Linked DNA regions of Homo sapiens: region 2 is linked to region 1. Evidence: chromatin loops called from intact Hi-C (ENCODE). Cell type or tissue: Calu3. All regions are shown on one strand. Links, peaks and the distances in the headings refer to the core of each region. The heading gives the core; the rest is flanking DNA. Region 1 overlaps GNG12-AS1 (GNG12, DIRAS3 and WLS antisense RNA 1). Region 2 overlaps GNG12-AS1 (GNG12, DIRAS3 and WLS antisense RNA 1).

Region 1 (2,918 bases), core at 273-2,772:
TATATAAATTGCATACTTGTTAAAAGTGGTGGCAGTTCTCCTCTCTAACCCACTGCCACCAGATCTCCCTGTGTGTAAGTTCCTTCAATAAACCCTATGTCTCATTCACTGGCTCTGGGTCTCTTCAGCCTCTTGAACACAGTGCCATCCCTACTGAAGTCAATAGGGGTCTGACAAGAACGAGTAGATACCATGCTGGACTGTGTAAGTAGATGCTATGCACTGGGCTAGCCCTCAAATTGTGTGTTTTGGTGGGGAGAGCTTAGGAAAGGCATGAAGGGGCAGGAAGGATGGATGGGGAGATCTGTTTTCAAAGCTATACAGAAAAGTTATGTGAGTATGAATACAGTCATTACAAGAAGTTATAAGAAGGAAGCCCCAAGTGGCCAGGAAACTAGGTAATAGGGGTTAAGGAAGGTAGGTCCCACACCCCAGGATAAGGACAGGGATGATCCTTGCTATGTGCAGAAAAAGAGAAAGCAATTCCCCGAAGCCGGTGCCAAACGCAAGCTCTATCTAAGTATAACAATCTTATAGTGTCCTTGCAAATGAATTACATCAGCAGGTCAGACAGTTTGATATGTAAGGGTTTTATGGTTTTTCTTCCTGTCCTTCAGCTGAACTCTAGATTTTACTCCACAGGGAATACATTTCTGGGGAGTGGTGAGCAAATGTCAGAGATGGCAGAGAAAAGATGAAGTGCTAGAGGAATGTTTTGCCTTTCAGAGGAGGAAACACCTGCTCTGAATTCTCTCCTCCCAGAATATGGGGCATGCAGTTCACTCCAGGGCAAGAGAGGAAAGGGACCTGAGACCTTGCCTCCCTCTCCTGCCCCTCCTGCCTGCCTGCCTGCCTGCCTGCAGCAGGAAGACTGTCTATTACATTCCAAGTCCCCATGGAGACAGTCCCAGAAAAGTTCGCCTTCCAGCCTCTTCGTGGGACCATCAGACAAGCCAGAGGGGAAGCAGGCAGATACCACAACCATTGGCCACGTGGAGGAGGAGTAGCAGGCAAGCTGGAGACTGAGAGAAGAGAAGAAAGAGAGTGACAGGAACAAGGGCCGCATGAGGCAGGAGTTTCAGCTTGGTGGCATCTGAAACGTCTCGAAATTCTGGGGAATCAAGAGACTGTTATCCTATGAAACCCACACCCACCTCCTCTCCTGGTTTTTCTCCCTAAGTTTTTCTTTCTAAAGTTAAGCTTGCACATAAAAATGTAGCTCAATTCAACAAATGTTTATTGACCATCAATGATTAGCCAGGCCCTGAGAGGTTATGTATGAATTCACAAAATCCCCGCCTTCCAGGAAGGAGACAGGAGGCATGCGATAACTGTTGTCTGGGAGATACAGACAAAGCACAGTGGGAGCGAAGGAATAATACTGGTCAAACATCCAGGGCAGTCTGCACAGAACAGTTGGCACTGGAACTGCACCAGAGACATGGAGATGCCCTCAATGATAGGGGGCAGAGTGGTGCAGGGCAGCCGTGGTGTAGAAAGGACAGGATGTGAGAGGAAAGGAGAATGGTGGGCAGTCGGGCAGGAAGTGTGATGATAGCAGCACCTGGAAGCGGCTTTGGATGCCATGCTGAGTTCTTCAGACGGCAGGCGAAAGGTAGAGGGGAGCCAGAGAAGATTTTTAACAAAAAAGTGACATGCTCATTTATGTTTTATTTCTAAAGACGAGAAGACCTGGTCCCTCTTGTTAGGTTTGCAGAGTATAAATGACAAGCTACAGGCTTTTAGAAGGATGCTAGGGCAGTGGTGCAGAGATCAGAGTGGAATTCGAGGGACTACAACAAGGAGGTAAGTTAGGAGGCTGCCAGCCATGAAGCCTTAAACTAGGAGGGTGTGGATGGAAACAGAACATGGTTAGGTGGGAGATACTGAGTTAGCTGAATCAATGCAACTCAGTGACCCATAGGGTGGGGATGCAGAGGGATTATGAGGAGGGGCTGTATGAGGAAACAGGAGGTATGCAAGGTGAATTCCACAACCTGTTTGGAGGGAAATGAGAGGATCAACTCCATGTCTCTCCTACTTGCCCGGTAAAGTGAATTGGAAAAAAAAAAAGCATGAGAAATCTGAGGAAAACCATCTATATATCGTTAATATTGATCATCCTCCTGGGGAAGACCATCAATCATTTTACCAACCTATCCCATTAGCTCTGGATCTGCAAGGCACGTATATGCACACACTCACATACAAATGTGCCCACGCATGAGGCAAATATCTTTGAATTGCTACTTACTCTTACTGACCACCCTTAAATTGTTGTTGTCTAGGGGCAGTCATTCTGTATTCCACAAGGCAATATCTGATATTGAGGAAAAAATGAGTAGCTCAGAATTTACAAACATTATGGTATGTCCACTCCACAGGAAATACATTTCTGGGGAGTGGTAAGCAACTGTCAGAGACGGCAGAGAAAGGCAGGCATCCAAGATAAGCTTACATTTGGGTTTGCCAAATTTACGCAGTGAAGGCTAAAAGGAGGTAACCAGCAAATCAGGATAACACTATAATAGTTTTTAAATTTTTTGAATTTGGTGTTCAATGGTTCATTTTTTTTTAAATGGGCACTATTAAGAAAGTGAAAGACAACCCACAGAATGGGAGAAAATATTTACAAATCGTATATCTAATAAGGATCAAGAATGCAGAATATACAAAGAACTCTTATAAGTCAAAAATAAAAAGACAATCAATTTTTTTTAATGGGCAAAGGATTTGAAGGGACATTTCTCCAAGGAAGTCATATAAATGGCCAATAAGCACACGAATAGATGCTCAACATCATTAGTCATTAGGGAAATGCAAATCAAGACTACAATGAAATACCACATCACATCCACTACAATGGCTATCATCAAAAACATGGACAAAAACAAGCCTTGGCAAGCATGTGGGGAGAC
Region 2 (2,918 bases), core at 187-2,686, 110 kb before region 1:
CTCTGGCTGCCCCAAGGACACACAGCAGCCTATAGACTCTTTCTCTCAGGACTCTACAGAGCAGCATAGCAATAAGCAATGATTTGTTATAGCTCTGCTGTCAGGCAGCTTACCTAAATGTTAGCACCCACATGAACTGCATAATGATTTCTGAAACTCAATTTCTCCACTAATACAAGCAAACAGATTTAGTTACAGTTAGAGAGGGTTTGGGGGAAAGGCAGCCTCTAGAGAGAGGCCAAGACTACCCCCTCCATCGCCCCGACTCCGTCTCTGTGGAGCACTAAAGTACTGATTTGGATCAAGACCAAGGAGGATAGAGGCTCAGGGTTGGAGCAGAGATTTCAGTGTGATAAGGAAAATGATTTAAAAAAAAAACAACCCTGGAATCTGAATGTTAGATCTTCAGCTTTCCCTTTTTTGTCTTCTACATTTGGCTTTGGAAATATCTCTTCTCTCATGAGGCTAAGGAAGGGGTATCCATGTCCTGGGAAGGTCAAGTAGACACCACAAGGGTACCACAACATAGGGGATCAGGGGAAGGGAGGCTTCATTTGTCTTCTGAGGCATTTCCTAGCCTAGACCTTAAGCTAAAAGTGCAAAGAGAGTCCTTAACATTTTCCCAGTTCTGCTCATTGGGACTAAGAGCTCTACAGAGAAATTAGGTTCAAATCACAGCTGATAATGAAAAGAAACCATTTGTTCAGGTTCATTTTCTATGTATCTTGCCCTTGAAACTTAGCAGTCCAAGGTCAGCGGTAGTTGGAGATTGTCCTTTGTCCCAAAGTTTAGAGTTGCCACCTCCCAGGACCACATAAAGAAACAGGAGGACTCAAATTCAGGTCTTGTGATTGATTTCTCTGGGGCATTGGCACTGCTAACACAGGAGCCCACAAAAGGCTCTAGAAGCACGGGCAGGGAAGCAGAGTCAGCTTCAACTCCTGCATTCATCCAGGAGCAGAGCTCCTACTGATAAATACAAATTGATGCATTCTAGGCCACCTGGGCCTCTTGGATTGCTTACTCCTGTTCTTGCAGCTTCTCTAAGCTTGGGCATGCATTTAGTCAGTCCATAAGTGTTACTTTTCGGTAGACAGGTTTTTGCAATATACTCCTAAGGAAATGAGATATGCTCATCTTCCAGAGTATTCTAACTCACTTCCTGTGGTCTTTGTTTTGTGCAGGAAATACAAGGATAAATGGAAGGCAATTCAGATAACCAGGGCTTTCAGCATGGGGCTTATTGTCAGAACTTGGAAAAAAACGTATTTATTGAGGGAAAAAGGTACAGATAAGAAAATGGCAACTCCAAGAGGTTAATAGATGATCGGTAGACGGATGTAATGTAAAATGTGAGACAGAGTATTACTCTTACTCTATATACCAACCCTACACTGTCTGTGTAACTGAACCTACAATTATATATAAATACATTTATAAATATTTACTTTCAAAATATTTATGGTAATTCAACCCTCCTCTTCAAACTCAGTGTTATAGTGCTAATTCAGGCAATTAATATCTCTTTAATTTGTCTATTACAAGAACCTCCAGCTCCTTCTTCCTCTACCTAGCCACCAGAGGGTGTATTTATCTAAAGCAAGCATGATCATATTACTACCTTGCTTAAACCATTCAATGGCTCTCTGTGATTCTATTTTACCTATTTGACTAGCCTATACTCCCCAGTTATTCAATTAAACACAAATCTAGGTGTTGCTGTGGAAGGTATTTTATACATATGATTAAAGTCCATAATCAGTTGACTTTGAATCAGGGAGATTATCCCAGCTCTTCTGAGTGGGCCTGATTCAATCAGTTGAAAGGCTGTAAGAACAGAACTGGGGCTTCCCTGATGAAGAAGAAACTCTTTCTATGTACAGAAGCTTTAGCTTATTCCCTAGATTTCCAGGCTTCTCTTCTCATAGCCTGTCCTTCAGGTTTTGGCTTGTCTAGCCTGCCCCTACAATAACTTAAGCCAATCGCTTGCATTAAATCTCTTAATATATTTATTGAGATAGATAGATATATCTTACTGGTTCTGTTTCTGTGATTGAACACTGATTTATACACTCATCATAACTCATAAGATGAGATTCAAAGGGTAGAGGCCTTTTTGACCCTGGCAAAGGTGTTTAAGCAAAACTTCTGATGAATTATTGGCTGGCCACTGAGCTATGCCAACTCAGCAGTGAACCCATGAAAGCCAGATGTAAAATTTTTTAAACAATTTTTTAGAGAGCAGCTGAGCAGCCAGCAGAGACTATACTATGAGAGAAACAGACTCCAGAGAATTCATTCAAAAAATGTCTGGGCACAGTGGCTTACGCCTCTAATCCCAGCACTTTGGGAGGCTGAGGCAGGTGGATCACCTGAGGTCAGGAGTTCAAGACCAGCCTGGCCAACACGATGAAACCCCGTCTCTACTAAAAGTACAAAAATTAGCTGTGCGCGGTGGTGTACACCTGTAATTCCAGCTACTCGGAAAGCTGAGGCAGGAATTGCTTGAACCTGGGAGGCAGAGGTTGCAGTGAGCCGAAATCATGCCACTGCACTCCAGAGTGGGTAACAAGAGCAAAACAACACTTCCAAAAAGAAAAAAAAAAAGAATTAATTCAAAAAATAAAGAAACAAACAAAAACAACAACAAATGGATTCCATTACAAGATGGCCAAATGGGAACAGCTCCAGTCCGCAGCTCCCAGCATGATCAACGCAGAAGATGGGTGATTTCTGCATTTCCAACTGAGGTGCCTGGCTTATCTCATTGGGACAGGTTGGACAGTGGGTGCAGCCCATGGAGGGTGAGCCGAAGCAGGGTGGGGTGTCGCCTCACGTGGGAAGCACAAGGGGTCAAGGGATTTCCCTTTCCTAGCCAAGGGAAGTTGTGACAGATGGTACCTAGAAAAACAGGACAC

What was found. A loop is a pair of places that touch in the nucleus more often than their neighbours do. Peaks named below come from ENCODE experiments on the same cell type or tissue, not always from the same donor. Only the 100,000 strongest peaks of a DNase experiment are listed, where the experiment ranks them.
Region 2: it touches region 1 in a loop (7-fold over the local background); 1 of 110 quality-filtered maps calls a loop at or near these places.

Annotation. Positions count from the first base shown.
Region 1 is chr1:67,895,491-67,898,408 of GRCh38, reverse strand. The region is part of intron 1 of GNG12-AS1 (GNG12, DIRAS3 and WLS antisense RNA 1); the gene reads right to left. Among named protein-coding and RNA genes, the nearest start is that of GNG12, 63 kb to the right of the region's middle. In Calu3, for the core only: no CTCF peak of the experiment used is centred there; DNase peaks (open chromatin) are centred at 708 and 1,388.
Region 2 is chr1:68,008,962-68,011,879 of GRCh38, reverse strand. All of the region lies in intron 1 of GNG12-AS1 (GNG12, DIRAS3 and WLS antisense RNA 1), which reads right to left. Among named protein-coding and RNA genes, the nearest start is that of DIRAS3, 40 kb to the left of the region's middle. In Calu3, for the core only: no CTCF peak of the experiment used is centred there; no DNase peak of the experiment used is centred there.